2 separate regions of the Homo sapiens genome follow, and region 1 is linked to region 2. The links are chromatin loops, found by intact Hi-C in ENCODE. Cell type or tissue: heart right ventricle. All regions are shown on one strand.

Region 1 (8,000 bases), 170 kb after region 2:
ATTGATTTGGGTAGTCTAGTTTCACTTGTACTTGATGGAGCATGCACTGCAGTCATAGAAACTGGGGAAATAAGAACTGAAGGTAGTCTTAAAAAACTTTTTTTTTTTTTTTTTGAGAGGGAGTCTCGCTGTTCCCCCAGGCTGGAGTACAGTGGCACGATCTCAACTCACTGCAACCTCTGCCTCCCAAGTTCAAGTGATTCTTCTGCCTCAGCCTCCGTAGTAGCTGGGATTACAGGCACCTGCCACCACGCCCAGCTAACTTTAAAAAATAAAAATGATTTCATTTTCATGTCCAACACCCTGGCCTATCAATTTTTAAATGCCTTTCCTACAGAGTGAACTACTTGGACAAGAAGTAACACTGTCCACGGTTTAACACCATAATCTAAAACATGCTTCCCATGCTTTCAATTGGCAATCACTTTGGTAGATGAACAAGTGTTGTCAATTTCAAAAGTTGGCACCTTTCCTCAAGGACTTAACCAAAGCATCCACTTGGTGTGAGCTTGCAGTCCCTAACTTATACACCAAACCCGAGGTCCACGCAAGTTATTACCCATGTGTCCTCCCCGTGAGGGAGGTCCCCTGGTTCCTCCACTTCCTCCTCTTCCACCTCTAAGACCTCTTGGAGGGCCTCTACTTCTTGGAGGTGGAGGCGGTCCACGTCTACCACTTTCAAATGATGGTTTGGTGGCTTGTTCCACCTTGATGGCTTTTCCATCTAATGACTAAAAAAAAAGATACGATTAAATTAAATCAAGATTTAAAAATAATTTGCACATCTACTATGCACTAAGACACTAACTGGTCCTTCAAAATGCAGTTATGGGTAAGTGTTGCTCATTAGTCTAAGAAAAAACACTGCAAATATAGTCAGTTTACATAAATGGGGCTTTTCCGCTTAAAATTCTTAATACTTAAAACCGATACTGATGATCTGGATTGAAACATAAGGTGAACCCACTGCATTATTGTATGGTAAAATTTAAAACAAGGCCAAGTAGGTATCAGCTTGTTATCAAAACTAGTAGCCAAAACCAAAAGCCAAGTTATCAAAATATGGCTTATGGATCTCAAGATAAAATGTATCATGTTGGCTGGGCGCAGTGGCTCGCAGTGTCTCACACCTGTAATCCCAGTACTTTGGGAGGCGGAGGCAGCTGGATCACCTGAAGTCAGGAGTTTGAGACCAGCCTGGCCAACATGGTGAAACCCTGTCTCTACTAAAAATACAAAGTTAGCCGGGCGTGGTCGCGCATGCCTGTAATCCCAGCTACTGGGGGGGGGGGGGGGGGCTGAGGCAGAAAAATCGCTTAGAACTCGGGAGACAGGCTGCAGTGGGCACTGCACCATTGCACTCCAGGCTAGGCAACGGAGGGAGACTATCAAAAAAAAAAAAAAAAAAGTACCATGTAATGCCATAATTATTCTGAACTGAGAGAATGTTACGAGCATAAGATATAACTCACTACTAGATTTGGTTCTGCAATTACAGAATACTCTTTGGAACAGGATCACAAACAGGATGAGTGGATCCCAGACAGGTATATACTGAAAAACAACGAAAACTCAAAAGCTGTCCTAGACCAGACTTGGACAACTACATGTTATTTTATGCACTAGTAACAGGTTATCATCCATCGTGTAGACAATCTCACCTTTCCATTCATGTCTCTGGCTGCATCCTTAGCGTCTGCTGGGCTTTCAAAGGTGACAAAAGCAAATCCTCTTGATTTGTTGGTTTCACGGTCTTTCATCAAGAGTACTAAAAAGTAGTTTTCAGAAAAATAAAGTGTTACCCTAGGTCAAATGAAATAACCAAAGTAAATGTGTAAACAGAAAGCTCAGAACTTCTTAGAGGACAAAAATACATTATCATGTCAGACGATCAATGCAATCAAATTCATCATAGCTTATATTTTAATTATAATAGCCCAGCCTGTACTGCCAGACAACTCACCTTCCACTATTCGTCCATATTTGCCAAATACTGCTTCAAGAGCTTTCTCATTTGTTTCCGTATTAAGCCCACCAATGAAGAGCTTTCCTGGGCGATCTGCTTCAACCATGTTTTTTTTTTTTTGGGCCGGTGAGTCTGTTGAAAAGGAATAGTATTACCTCACTGCAAAAAGTTCCTCAAGTTTATTGGACACTTTTACTTTCGCACATTTCTCATATTTTCCACTAAAACCATTGTTCCTTAATAACTAAAGAAAACGATAACGAGCTAAGCCTCAGCCACAGTAGGAAGCAATTTGAACTAAGTAGTTTAGTAACACTGCAATTTACATAAAACTGGTTAAAAGGGCCAACTTAACTTTTACCACTACCCTTGATCACCCTTAGCTGTTCTTAAGCAACAGCTGCTTAACATTTGAAAAAGCAACTTTTAGTTCCAGTCCTCTTGCCTTTGAAAGATTCAATTACTCATCACACCCTTCCTAACGATGGTTTTAAAAGACTCCCAAGGTCACAGGCTAGACACAGGACCTTAACACCAAGCCCTCTTCCAACGACTCCTCTTTTCCTCATTAGGATTCCCTACTAAATCCAAGGAGAAATGTGAAGTTTAAGCCAAGTTATGCCGCCCCTCTTCTTCACCGGCCCCCGCCCTACCGAAAATTCTACTATCCGGCCAAAAAGATAAAAACAAATCGTCAACATCGTTTGCTATTAAGTAACGGAACGCGGACGCACACACTAACACTCGACACTCCGTGACTGCAGCGGAACCTAATTAAAACTCGTCATTAAAAACCGCGTGTAAAAGACAAAATGGCGACACTTGGATTCAACCCAGAACCACCGACACTGGTCAGGGGACTAACTTTTACCACCAACATTGGCTGGGAACATTCAGAGGGCTTCTTCTCCGGGGCCGCCAATGAATACGAAGCCCGCAGCCCGCATGGAAGTCCACATGCCCATCATTAGCGCCAGCGCCATACCAATGCAGGTATCGCCGTGGTGCGGTCGCTCCTCGCCCCGCTCCAGCCTACAAAGCCCCGACCTCCGCTACCAACTCCCGCAGATGGCAGCCAAACTTTCTCGAGAAGCATACAACCAAACGGGCCCCCTCATTTGTTTTCCCTCGACCCCCTCAGCTTTATTTAAATAGGTCGGAACCTTTGGGTTCTTAAAATGGCGCCCGCCACCCCCATCTCCAGGGAGATATAATCCCCAGTCCTAACACGGGGAGAGTGTCACGAAAAACGGACTGAGGAAAGGAGACACGTACCGGAGGGGTGACAATGGGTTCAAGCTCCAACGAGCTCGGCGATAGGGGCTTCCTAGCAGCTCAGCACCAGTGGCGGCTGCCGGGTGCGAGGACCGAACCGCGAAGCCGCTAGCACTACTGCGCAACGAGGGCGAACAAAGGAGACAGCAAACTTTATACTGCCCGGGAACGAGGCTGAAGGACCCGGATGGAAACGGAGCTTAGAATTTGAAACGCAAAGGGAGGGGGGAAGTAGTTCCCAGTCTCCCCATTGGCTGGCTCCTCTGTCATTCACCCTTCTCTCCTCCCTTTTTCCCGGGCCCTCGGTGTTGGGTCGACAGACCTTTCTAACCGTTTTCTCTACCCCCACCCGTTCTTTACAAACGCGCTTTTTTTGCTTTACGCTAAAATGGTGCACAGGCTTCCTTTAATAAAGAACTGAAGTTTATTGAGCGTCCTAGTGGGCCGGGCACGGTGCAAAACTTTACTTTTACTTTTCCATTAACTCTTCTAATTGTCAAAATGTGATGAGGGTAGATACTCCTACTATACCAATTTTGCAGAAACGGAAAACAAAGAAGTTTTGGCAATATAATATATTTTCAAAAATTGTCTTTAACAAGTGTTTTTAGTGAGTGTGGGAATTTCTGATAAATACATGTAAATTTCAGATGAGTAAAAAACGTACAAAACAGCATGCAGATAGTACATTCATATAGAACAATTACTGAGCACCTTGTAAATGGTGGGCTCTGGGCTAGGCCAGGAAAATACAACTCCAGGGAAAAGACAAGAGTCAGGCCTGTGGGTAAGGATGCCGGATTTAATAAATGAAAATACCAGGCCGGGTGCAGTGGCTCACGCCTGTAATCCCAGCACTTTGGGAGGCCAAGGTCGGTGGATCACGAAGTCAGGAGATGGAGACCATCCTGGCTAACACGGTGAAACCCCGTCTCTTTTTAAAAATACAAAAAATTACCCAGGCGTGGTGGCACGCGCCTGTAGTCCCAGCTACTCGGGAGGCTGAGGCAGGAGAATCCGGGAGGCGGAGGTTGCAGTGAGCCAAGACTGCGCCACCGCACTCCAGCCTGGGCAGGCGACAGAGCGAGACTCCGTCTCAAAATAAAAAAGAAAATGCGGGACGCTAATTTATTCTGCGAAGCTGTTAAAAAATTTTAAATAAAAATATGGGACGCGGCCGGGGCGCGGTGGCTCATGCCTGTAATCCTAGCACTTTGGGAGGCCGAGGCGGGCAGATTGCCTGAGCTCAGGGGTTTGAGACCAGCCTGGGCAACATGGTGAAACCCCGTCTCTACTAAAATAAAAATAAAAAATAAAAAAATTAGCCGGGCGTGGCGGCGTGTGCCTGTAGTCCCAGCTACTCGGGAGGCTGAGGCAGGAGAATTGCTTGAACCCAGGAGGCGGCGGTTGCAGTGAGCCAAGATCATACCACTGCACTCCAGCCTGGCAACAGAGCGAGACTTCGTCTAAAAAAAAAAAAAGGGACGCCCAGTTAAGTTTAAATTTCAGATAACGAATACTTTTTTTAGTATAGTATGTCCCAAATCTCATATTTTAAAAATTCGCTGTTTATCGGAAATTCAAATTTAACTGAGCATTCTATATTTCATCTGCCCATCCTACTTGTTGAGGGGGGAAACCAAAAAATTTTTTAATTTTTTTCTTAAAGAAATTGAATACAATTAACAAAAGAATGGCATGTTGTGATTAATGCCAGGGAGGAAATAAACTAGTTGCTTTGATGGACAATATTAGGGAGAACAAATTTGATTAAAACATCAGGGAAGGTCTATGTGAAGAGGTGACTTTGGAGATCAGAGCTGAAGGAAGAAAAGAAACTAGCTATGGGAACAGCTGAGGGAAAAACCTTCAGGAAAAGAAGAGAATAGTAAACACAAAGTAGAGAGGAAGAGCTTGGCATATATCAAGGGACAGAAAGAGGGCCAGGTGACAAGAATATGAGGGGCATGAAATGAGGGAGCCAAGATTGGCAGGACCTTTGAGCCCATTAAATGACTGTAGGGGGTAAGTGTGGGAAAAAGGACACTAATAGGGCTGTGGGAGCAGACCAGAAAGAGAGGATGGTGGCTTGAATCAGGGTGGCGGCAGTGGACACGGGGAGGAAAGAACAATTGTTAGATGAATATGATAGGTATCGTGTTTAATGGTGCTATGGTCTAAATGTTTGTGTCCTCCCCCAAATTCATATGTTGAAATCCTAATACCCAAGGTGATGGCATTAGGAGGCGGGGATTTGGGGAGAAGATTAGGTCACAAAAGGGTAGGGTCCTCATGAATGGGATTAACACTTTTATAAAAGAGGCCCCTGTCCACCATGTGAGAACACAGTGAGGTGCCACTTATATGAACCAGAAAACTGGTGGTGGTGGGCCCTCACCAGACACTGAATATGCTGGCGTCTTTATCTTGGACTTCCCAGCCTACAAAAATGTGAGAAATAAATTTCTGTTGTTTATAAGCCAGCCAGTTTATGGTATTTTGTTATAGTAGCAGGAATGGACTAAGACAGATGGGAAAGGGGTGGGGAAGAATTGCGGAAAAAGAAAATCATTATGGATGACTCCAAGTATCTGGTATTAGTGGGACAGATGGTAACAGTCATTTACCAAAATGGTTTCAGAGGAGCAAGTTTGGGATATAGGGGCAGAAAAATCTGAAGCTCAGAGCATAGATCTGTGCTAAATTATCATCTCAGAGATGTAATAAAAGCCATCAGAATGAATGAAACCACCAAACAAGAGAGTACAGTGGGAAAAGAAGGCCCAAGATCACATAATATGAGCTATTAAAAAAATACATATGGAGACAAAATAACTGGGAGGAAATATGCCAAAATGTTACCAGTTTATCTTGGAGTGGTAGAATTTATGGACAATTTTCACTTTTCTTCTTCTTCTTCTCCTTTTTTTTTTGTTTGTTTTTTTGTTTTTTTGAGAAAGAGGTTCGCTCTCATTGCCCAGGCTAGAGTGCACTGGTGCGATCTTGGGTCACTGCAACCTCTGCCTCCCGGGTTCAAGCGATTCTCCCGTCTCCGCCTCCTGAGTAGCTGGGATTACAGGCATACGCCACCATGCCCGGCTAATTTTGTATTTTTAGTAGAGACAGAGTTTCACCATGTTGGCCAGGCTGGTCTCAAACTCCTGACCTCAGGTGATACGCCCGCCTCGCCCTCCCAAAGTGCTGAGATTACAGGCCTGAGCCACCGTGCCGGGCCTTTTCTTCTTCATAGTTACAATTACCTGCCCATGGTGAATTTTGGTATATGCCAGGCAGGTTGTAGTAAATAATATTCAGGTCACGGGTAAAAGCCCCCAAGGAGCTTCGAAACCAGCTCTGAATTATTAACATTAATAGGGGGAGTAATGCCCAGTAGGACAAGAATATTTGTTCTTGTTTTTTTTCCCCCAGCCAAATAATAAAAAGTAAGGCAAAACTCATGTCCATTTGCCTTTTGAATGAGTTCTGTAAATTATAGACTCTGGAGTCATTTGGGAACTGGCAAAAATGGCTTAAATACCAGGCTCAGCAAGCAGAACTTGTACTCCCAGAGGTAGCCAGGAGAAATCCCTCACCCTGTGGAAGCAGGCACTCTCTTTCTCTGTCTCAAATCCAAAGAGAGACTACAGGACTCTCCTCTAGGCTCTGAGTGTAAATCAGGTCTCCTCTAGTCTAGGGCAAAATGGGGCAGGCTCGACAATAGATAACCCTGTCCTCCTGGGTCTCAAAAAGGAAATGTGCATCCCCGTAGACCAGCTCACTTTGGCCTCTGCAGTTCACACCCAGGAATGTGGGGGAGGAGAAGTAGCATGCTGGCGGTGTTGGATGCAAACACAATTCCCAAGGACCAAAAGCGAGTGGGTGGGGTGGGGATGGCTAAGTTAAAGGAATTGTAGGAGGGGATCAGTTGGCCATATCGTCCAGGACAGAGAGGAAAAAGAAGCAGCTTGTGGGGGAAGCAGAGTGCTACTGACTAGATCTAGAGGGCAATGGAGAGGGGAGCCTTTTTTTTTTTTTTGAGACGGTGTTTCGCTCTTTCGACCAGGCTGGAGTGAAGTGGCGCAATCCCAGCTCACTGCAACCTCCGCCCCCCGGGTTCAAGCGATTCTCCTGTCTCAGCCTCCCAAGTAGCTGGGATTACAGGTGTCCACCACCATGCCAGGCTAATTTTTGTACTTTTAGTAGAGACGGGGTTTCGCCATGTTGGCCAGGCTGGTCTCGAACTCCTGACCTCAGGTGATCCACCCACCTCGGCCTCCCAAAGTGCTGGGATTACAGGCGTGAGCCACTGAGCCTGGCCGAGAGGGGAGCCTTTTTAAGAGGTGGAGTAAGGTAATCAGATTTCATCTTAATGAGATTACTGTGGTTGCAGTCTGGAGACTGTATTGGGGGAGGGAGAGACAGGAAGCAGGGAGACAAATCAGAAGGGTATTGCTGATGTAATGCAGGAGAGGGGGGACGTGGGCGTGCTGAGTGTGAGGGACTCTGGCCAACAGGCAGTTGGATAAGCAGGTCTCACACTGCCCAAAAGTAATTTCCGAATCCCATCCCTCCTCCTCATGGATCTTCTAGATTTTTCTCTTTGCCTCTTTCTATTTACTCTTTTATATTGTCATTAAATGTAGTTGCGTTTTTCTCTTTGCTATAATTTTCCCTTTGCCTTATTATTTTGTCTTCAGATGCCATCTCAGTGATCGACGGATACACTGAGTCAAACGATATTACTTCACTACTAGGTAAT
Region 2 (8,000 bases):
GATCCCTCTTGGCCCCTCAAGTCCCTTTAGTGTGGGCCCTCTCCATCGTTCTTCCTGGACAACCACCTGTGTCCTATTAAGCTTAAATAACAGGTAATCACCTCAATTTCCCTAGAGAGATGAAAGCTGCCAACTTCTTTAAGATACGCTGCTTGAAAAATTAGTCTTTCTATAGAGACATATTGCCTGATGATCATTATAGTTCACTGTAGTATGAAGTTAAACATCTGGACAATCTAGCTAGCCATCAAAAATGTGTTGGTTCACATAAAGATATACTTTTCCTTCCCCCACTTTCTGTGTGTTTCAACTCTTAATATAATAGACATAGTATCAGGAGCAATTCAAAGACACCAAATCTGTGAAACTGAATGAATCATTTGAATGACTTTTCCAAGTAATTTGCAATGTACAAAAGAAAATATGTAATCAGTGCCAGAGGTGTCATTCATGGTCAATTAAGACCTCATGTGTCTCCAGGGAGGGGACCATCACACACTGGGGCCTGTCGGGGAGTGGGGTGAAAGGGGAGGGAGAGCATTAGGACAAATACCTAATGCATGCAGGGCTTAAATCCTGGATGACGGGTTGATAGGTGCAGCAAACCACCATGGCGCATGTATACCTATGTAACAAACCTGCACGTTCAGCACATTTATCCCAGAACTTTAAGGAACATTAAAAAAAAAAAAAAGACCTTATGTGTCTCTTATACTGACCAGAAACAGCAAACTGATGTATTTTTTAAATAAAGTCAAAAGTAATTTACAAGATATAGACTTCTAATATACAACTAGTGGTTTGACACTGTGAACACTGCCACCTAGTACACTGTCTATGTATTGCTACTTTGTTCAGAGCTGTAACAAATACTTAACTATGAAGTGTCCTTATCAAAGGCAACAGGTAAAAGGAAAACAAAACACAAACAGCAATGTTGCTGGCTATCCTATCAGAAATATGCCACACTTACTTTGAACATTCTTCCAAGGCTTGGCAGAGTGTCTGTTGAAATGTGCATACTTCCTCGAAGTTTCCCAGTAAAGATGTAACCTCCACAGTACTCAGACTGAAAAAAAAATACAGTACATGTAGTTATCTATTGTAGTCTAGTTGGCTAATAGTTTGCTAATATATGGTAAATAAAAGGGAGGTAATACCTATATTTTAACTTTTGCTTTTTAATTTATAACAACTCTATTGTCTTAGGCAGCTTCTTAAGCTTCTCCCCTTGATTTTCTTTTATATAATAAGAATAATGATCCTAAAGAAATGGAGTGGTCGTAAGGGACAATTAGGTATTTTATAAAGCAACAGGTAAATTAAAACAAGTGCTTAATACTGAAGTATACAAATAGATAAAAATACATCATAGCTGTGAATAAGTGTAAAAAACTCTTGAGTACCTTCCTCTGGATGAACTGGAACAGTAATTGAAAGATATTATATATGCTCATATAATACACAAGAAAAAATAGCAAAATCAACTTTCTCCTAAACTAAAATGCTCATACATCAATTAAAGGAAATCTTTATGAGATGAAGTAGGAGGAAAAAAATAGTATTGATTTGTTTGTTTCTGGAGTAGAGTGAAGTCAAATAAAGGCAAACTGAACCACTTTATCCAGGGCCTCTGTATGAAGAATGTTCTTATCCATTCCTCCCCTACCAAACAGTAAGTGATAATAATAACAAGAGTCAACACTCATAGAGCACTGAACACTTACACAAGCATTTTACAATTAAAACCTTATTTTAACCTTACAATAACTCTTTAAGGTAGGTATTATGCCAGTGCTGTTTCCATTTTACAGGTGGGGAAACCCAGGCATAGAGAGGTTAAGCAAATCATCCAAAGGTACAAAGCCAGGAAATGCCAAAGACAGAAATTGAACCAAAACATTCTAGCTGCAGAGTCCATGCTCTTAACCACTTTTTGGGAGAAAACGTTTCTGAAGATTTGTTTAAAAAGCCAAGGTTGGGCTGGGCGTGGTGGTTCATGCCTGTAATCCCAGCACTCTGGGAGGCCGAGGCGGGTGGATCACTTGAACCCAGGAGTTCAAAACCAGCCTGGCCGACATGGTGAAACCCCGTCTGTACTAAAAATACAAAGAATTAGCCGAGTGTGGTGGCAGTCGCCTGTAATTCCAGCTACTCGGGAGGCTGAGGCAGAAGAATTGCTTGAACCTGGGAGGCGGAAGTTGCAGTGAGCTGAGATCGTGCCACTGCACTCCAGGCTGGGTGATGGAGTAAGACTCTGTCAAAAAATAAAAAAGCCCATGTCTGCCACATGTTCTTCTCCTTAAGTGTATAGTAACACTAGGCCGGGTGTGGTGGCTCACGCCTGAAATCCCAGCACTTTGGGAGGCTAAGGCAGGCAGATCACTTGAGGTCAGCAGTTCAAGACCAGCCTGGCCAACATGGCGAAATCCCATCGCTACTAAAAATACAAAATTGCCATGCGTGGTGGCACATGCCTGTAGTCTCAGCTACTCAGGAGGCTGAGGCAGGAGAATCGCTTGAACCTGGGAAGCAGAGGTTGCAGTGAGCCGAGATCTCACCACTGCACTCCAGCCTGGGGGTGGAGTGTATTGTATATGCTATATAATATATATATTATATATTATACATATATATATATATATATATATAGAATACCAGGGGAGTATTCCCAAGAGAATATTTTTTTGCTGACTAAGAAAGAAAGGGAAGAAGACCAAAACAAACATTACCAGTAACTCTGAGAGAATAAAAAACTGCCAGTTCCTCTGCTGTAATGCCATCCTGAATCACAAGCTGGAAAACCCCTATTCTAAAGTGAAACCTTTAGCCAACCAACTTCCCTGGTTGTTGCTCTCTCAGAGCAGTGAGAACTTAAGTTGGGGCCTTACCTGAACTTGACTGGGGGCTTATCTGGCCCCTTCACGATCAGATAATAGTCAGTCTGGTTTGCTCAAATCACTTTGGGGCCGACAAGATAGTGAGAAGTAATGGAAACTTACTATCACTGCATTCTGAATTCATTTAGGAACAGTACAGGTCTGACTCAGGTCTCTCACCTCCTTGGCCCTGACTCTTTTCCAAGGAACTCAAACAAACCAGTAAGAAAAAAAAACAAATAATCCCATCAAAAAGCAGGCAAATGACATGAACACACACTTCTTAAAAGAAGACTTACAAATGGCCAACCAACATATGAAGAAATGCTCAGTATCACTAATCATCAGAGAAATGCAAATTAAAACCATGAGATACCACCTCCGCCCAGCCAGAATGGCCATTATTAAAAAGTAAAAAATAATAGATGTTGGTGTGGATGTGGTGAAAAGGGAACACTTACACACTGCTGGTGGGAATGTTAGTACATTAGTACTAACATTAGTACAGCCTCTTTGGAAAGCACTACAGAGTTTTCTCAAAGCTAAAAGTAGATCTACCATTCCATCCAGCAATCTCACTACTGAGTATTTAGCCAAAGGAAAAGAACTCATTAAATCCTCTTATTGTTTCTTGATCACTAATCAGTCCCTCTCCTTCATTTAAAATCTTACCGTCTCCCCTCCCAGAGTTACCACTTCAGTTTCCATCTCCTCTGCCTGTCACTTCCAGAAAACAGAAAGCATGTTTCACTTGGCAGCAGGGGGCACAGTGGCTCCAGCCTGGCCATGTACTGGCTGTGGGATGGGCAAGGCAGTAAACCTGTCTGGACTTCAGCTTCTTCTCTATTTAATAGAGATAGTCATTTCTCCCAGGATACTAGACCCAATGATTTACAGATTTACTTCAGCTCTAAGAAATATGATTCACAGAACACTTCATATTTCACATGATAATAACAAAAAATACTTTGTTTTTTGTTTTGTTTTGTTTTGTTTTTTTGAGATGGAGTCTCACTCTGTCCCCCAGGCTGGAGTACAGTGGCATGAACTTGGCGCACTGCAACCTCCGCCTACCGAGTTCAAGCGATTCTCCTGCCTCAGCCTCTTAAGTAGCTGGGACTACAGGTGCGCACCACCAAGCCGAGCTAATTTGTATTTTTAGTAGAGATGGGGTTTCGCCATGTTGCCCAGATTGGTCTTGAACTCCTGGCCTCAAGTGATCCACCCGCCTCGGCCTCCCACAGTGCTGGGATTACAGGCGTCAGCCAACGTGCCCAGCCAGCCACTGCACCTGGCCCAAAAAACACTTTGTTGTTGATCATGTTTAAACTCTTACAACACAGGAATAGAAAATTTTTTCATACTGAAGTAGATTTCCATAGTGCCAGGAGAATAAACAAGTGGGAAATTTAGCAAGAACAAAGGCATTATAACTAAACAAGTATAATTTGGAAAAGGGGAGAATTTTTCTCACAATATTTTTTCTTTTCTTTTTCTTTTGTTTGCTTGGTTTTGTTGTTGTTGTTGTTGTTTGTTTGTTTGTTTTCACATGGAGTCTTGCTCTGTCTCCCAAGCTGGAATGCAGTGATGTGATTTTGGCTCACTGCAGCCTCCGCCTCCCAGGCTCAAGCGATTCTCCTGCCTCAGCCTCCCAAGTAGTTGGGATTACAGGCTTGCACTACCACGCCCGGCTAATTTGCTTTTGTATTTTTAGTAGAAACAAGGTTTCACCATGTTGGCCAGGCTGGTCTTGGACTCCTGACCTCAAGCGATCTGCCCGCCTCAGCCTCCCAAAGTGCTGGGATTACAGGCTTTTCAGCCATCACACCCGGCCAAATTTCTCAAATATATTAACTTATTTAAGTTTGAAGCTGATAGTTTAGACAACTGTTTAGCAATAGTAAACTCTTTCCAAGGTAAAAAGAGAGGGGTTTTTTCTGCATTATATGGGCTGACTGGTAAATTTTCTATATGATCATGATCTCTAGTGAAATTTAATTAATTAAAATAAAAACAAATAAATGCAGTTCACCACTATTTGTTAAATATGCTGTGCCTACAAGGATAAAAAAAAAATGGTCACTACTTTTCTTTCATGAAAACTAAAGCTTTCAATTCTTTCAATTCAGGCTTTACACAATCACTTCAGATTTCTAAGACCAGAGTAAGGTTTGAACATTTTGTCTTTAAAAACACTTTAGCATCTCTTTATCATTCACATTTGCCTGGGTGAAATAATGGCTTGAATAGCTCTTACAAGCATTCACAAAATGCCATACTCTTTCCATTCTCAGAGCATGGGAAAGAAGTTCTGCCCTGGCAAACAAAGGTCAGAGTGAGCATGAGAATTTCCAGTTTATGTGCTTTCTGAATAAAAGCACCAGGGACTTCTTTTCCTGTAAGGTAAAACCAAGCACATCACTTTTTTTTTTTTTAATGTACAAGATAAAAATTGTGACAGGAAGAAACACAGATCTGCTCATTCCTTTCACAGCCAGAAGAGAAAGAAAGCCAAGCTCTCCAAAAGCAATATCTTGCATAATTTCTGTTGCCCTGACCATGTTCTTGGCAACCTGTGATCTGTGGAAATTCTTCTAAAGGGCAAAATCAATTATTCAGTGACATAAGAATAATGATTCCATATGTTGACATTATGTTGCTTTACTTAGTGAGGGATTTAAAATAAACATCTTACTTGTTATTGGACTGCAGGGGTCTTAAGTAAGTAACAAGAAGAGACTGAAGTTCTTTAGCATATTCTTTTTCAGTGTCCAGGATGTTCTGTAACACCTATGGAAAAAAAAGTCAATGTATTATAATCATCACGATAGTCTAAGGCAAAATGTAGCTTTGATCTTTTAACCAAATTACTAGGAAGAAAAAAGGTCCTATTTACTCAGGCTACCATTGCAAGCAAGGAACACAAAATCTGAATGCATTTTCTTTCAATCTAGCAAACTACTTTAATTATTGCATGACAACTGGTTATATTGCACAATTCATATGAATACAATTTTTCAGTTGCCCATAACTGAAGGGGCCTTGCGATTTACACAGTACTGCTTGGTTATTTATTTCTTGTAGAGACAGGATCTCTCTATGTTGCCCAGGGTGGTCTCAAACTCCTGGTCTGGAGCAATCCTCTTGCTTCAGCCTTCCAAAGTGCTGGGATTACAGATGTGAGACCACATCAAACCCCACAGTACTGTTTAAAATGTTTTCATGTGCTGTAAATGATTTTATCCTCAGGAAGTTCTCAGTTAGTTAACAAAGAATCATTATTCCTCTTTTATGGAGGAGAAAATTGAGGCCAGCTACCTTAGACATAGAGACTTAATGTCAGTATAATTTAAGGATCACTGTGATAACAAACATCACAAGAGATTTTTGTTTAAGTTATGTTTGTGATAAGACCTTTGGGGAACAAAATCTGAGGATACAGTGAATTTTTAAGCAGAGTTAAAACTAGTCTTTTCTTAAAGGCAAAAGGTGCTACCATAAACAATTCAAAGAACAAAGTAGGCTGAAGTGTGAGGAATTTAACAAGAGAAATAAAAATTATCATTATTATTATTAATGTAATTAGAATCCTATAGGCAAAACAACCAATATGGGGGATCACAATTTCTCTTCCCCTACCAGTTCTAGGGTCATGTCACAACCCATTTCCAAGCCTCTTCTAGTGACAGGTAAAACCTTCATTTAATACCTAATGTAAATGACGGGTTGATGGGTGCAGTGGGCCAGCATGGCACATGTATACCTATGGAACGAGCCTGCACATTGTGCACATGTACCCTAGAACTTAAAGTATAATAATAATTTTAAAAACCTTCATTTAAGCTCTTAGGGACAACCCAGTTAACATTCTGGTATATTTTCTTTCATATATTCTAATTCATTCAACAAAATCGACTGAGTGCCTATTCTGCCAACTGCCGTGCTGCCCACAGGGAGTTTATACTGTATTTGCAGAGACATTAAACAGAGAGTTACAAGACAGAGTGAAGTGTCCTTAACTAGGAGAAGTGTATTAGCCTACCAATATGCCAGCCATATACTCACAAGACAATGCATGATGATCTGCTTTTGAAAGGTGGAATGGTCAAAACAAGTGGAGATCCTGGTAACCGTGGGTTCTCTGGGAAACCACTGGAGTGCAGGGTGGTAGTCCTGACTCTGCTGCTGACTGAGAGGTTGCTTCAGTTTAAAACTTTGCTTACATCATCTCAGATTATGATATTGCACCTACCTGGGGGACCATTATGAAGATGTAGTGACACACTGTACAGATAGGTGCTGGGTAAGTGGGAAACAGACCTACCAATTTAAAGGGTTAAAAAAGGGTTTCTCAATAGCAACATTATTAACCTTTCAAACCAGATAAGTCTTTGTTGTGATGGAATGCCCATATCATTGCCATGACATTGCCAAATGTCACCTGAAAGGCAATATTGCCCCCAGTTGAGAATCACTGGCTTAGAAGAACACAGGATGGCTTCAAAAGCTCGGGCTTAAATTGTAACCCCTATACCCAGCCACTCATGTCTACTTTCAGTTCCTCTATTCCTCAGAAACTACCCTCTAAAAGTGTAAATGCAGGGTTCTGGAGGTATTGATGTTCTCGGAAATTAACCCAGTAATGGAATAGAAATATTCCCCTCTATAGAAAGTCCAAGCGCGAGAATGGAAATTAGAAACTACTTTGAGATGAATGAAAATGAAAACACAACATACAAAAACTCATGGGGTGCAGTTAAACAGTGCTTAAAGAAAACTATATACTTATAAATGCCTATTTTAAAAAAGAAAAAAAAGACTTTCATTTTTCAGTCTGACATGTAAGGAGCTTAGAAGTCATTACTCCATCCTAACAGGAAGGAAATAGCTAAACAAACTGAAATAAACCATCGTTTTCTCTTAAATCTGTCAGAAAAGAGAGGTCACAGGGAAAACTGCTACTCCAAAAATTGGAGAAACAGGCAGATAAAGAGAATCACAAATTACCAGAGCAGAAGTCCACAAGCAGAAGCCTCCACAGGAACCAGCACTAGGGCAGAAAAACCTACACTGTAATTGACAAACTTCTGGGGGCTCTGTACAGGCAAGTCTGAGAGTTAG

Evidence for each region. Hi-C counts contacts between places; a loop is a spot of excess contacts. Peaks named below come from ENCODE experiments on the same cell type or tissue, not always from the same donor. Only the 100,000 strongest peaks of a DNase experiment are listed, where the experiment ranks them.
Region 1: a loop joins it to region 2, with 2.3 times the contacts of the local background. A loop is called at or near these places in 8 of 110 quality-filtered maps.

The regions. Positions count from the first base shown.
Region 1 is chrX:136,877,356-136,885,355 of GRCh38, forward strand. RBMX (RNA binding motif protein X-linked) reads right to left here and starts at 3,370. Exons shown (of 9, transcript NM_002139.4): 1 at 3,242-3,370; 2 at 1,964-2,098; 3 at 1,662-1,768; 4 at 560-731. The coding sequence starts at 2,072. SNORD61 (small nucleolar RNA, C/D box 61) reads right to left here and starts at 1,916; the gene lies at 1,844-1,916. RefSeq lists enhancers at 2,295-2,894, 2,696-2,755, 2,766-3,225, 2,895-3,493. In heart right ventricle, no CTCF peak of the experiment used is centred here; DNase peaks (open chromatin) are centred at 2,866 and 3,456; H3K4me3 peaks cover 3,400 bases; H3K27ac peaks cover 2,348 bases.
Region 2 is chrX:136,707,702-136,715,701 of GRCh38, forward strand. It overlaps ARHGEF6 (Rac/Cdc42 guanine nucleotide exchange factor 6), which reads right to left. Exons shown (of 22, transcript NM_004840.3): 7 at 5,575-5,669; 8 at 974-1,069. Among named protein-coding and RNA genes, the nearest start is that of CD40LG, 64 kb to the left of the region's middle. In heart right ventricle, CTCF peaks have their summits at 823 and 3,635 (motif pointing right); a DNase peak (open chromatin) is centred at 3,650; H3K27ac peaks cover 685 bases.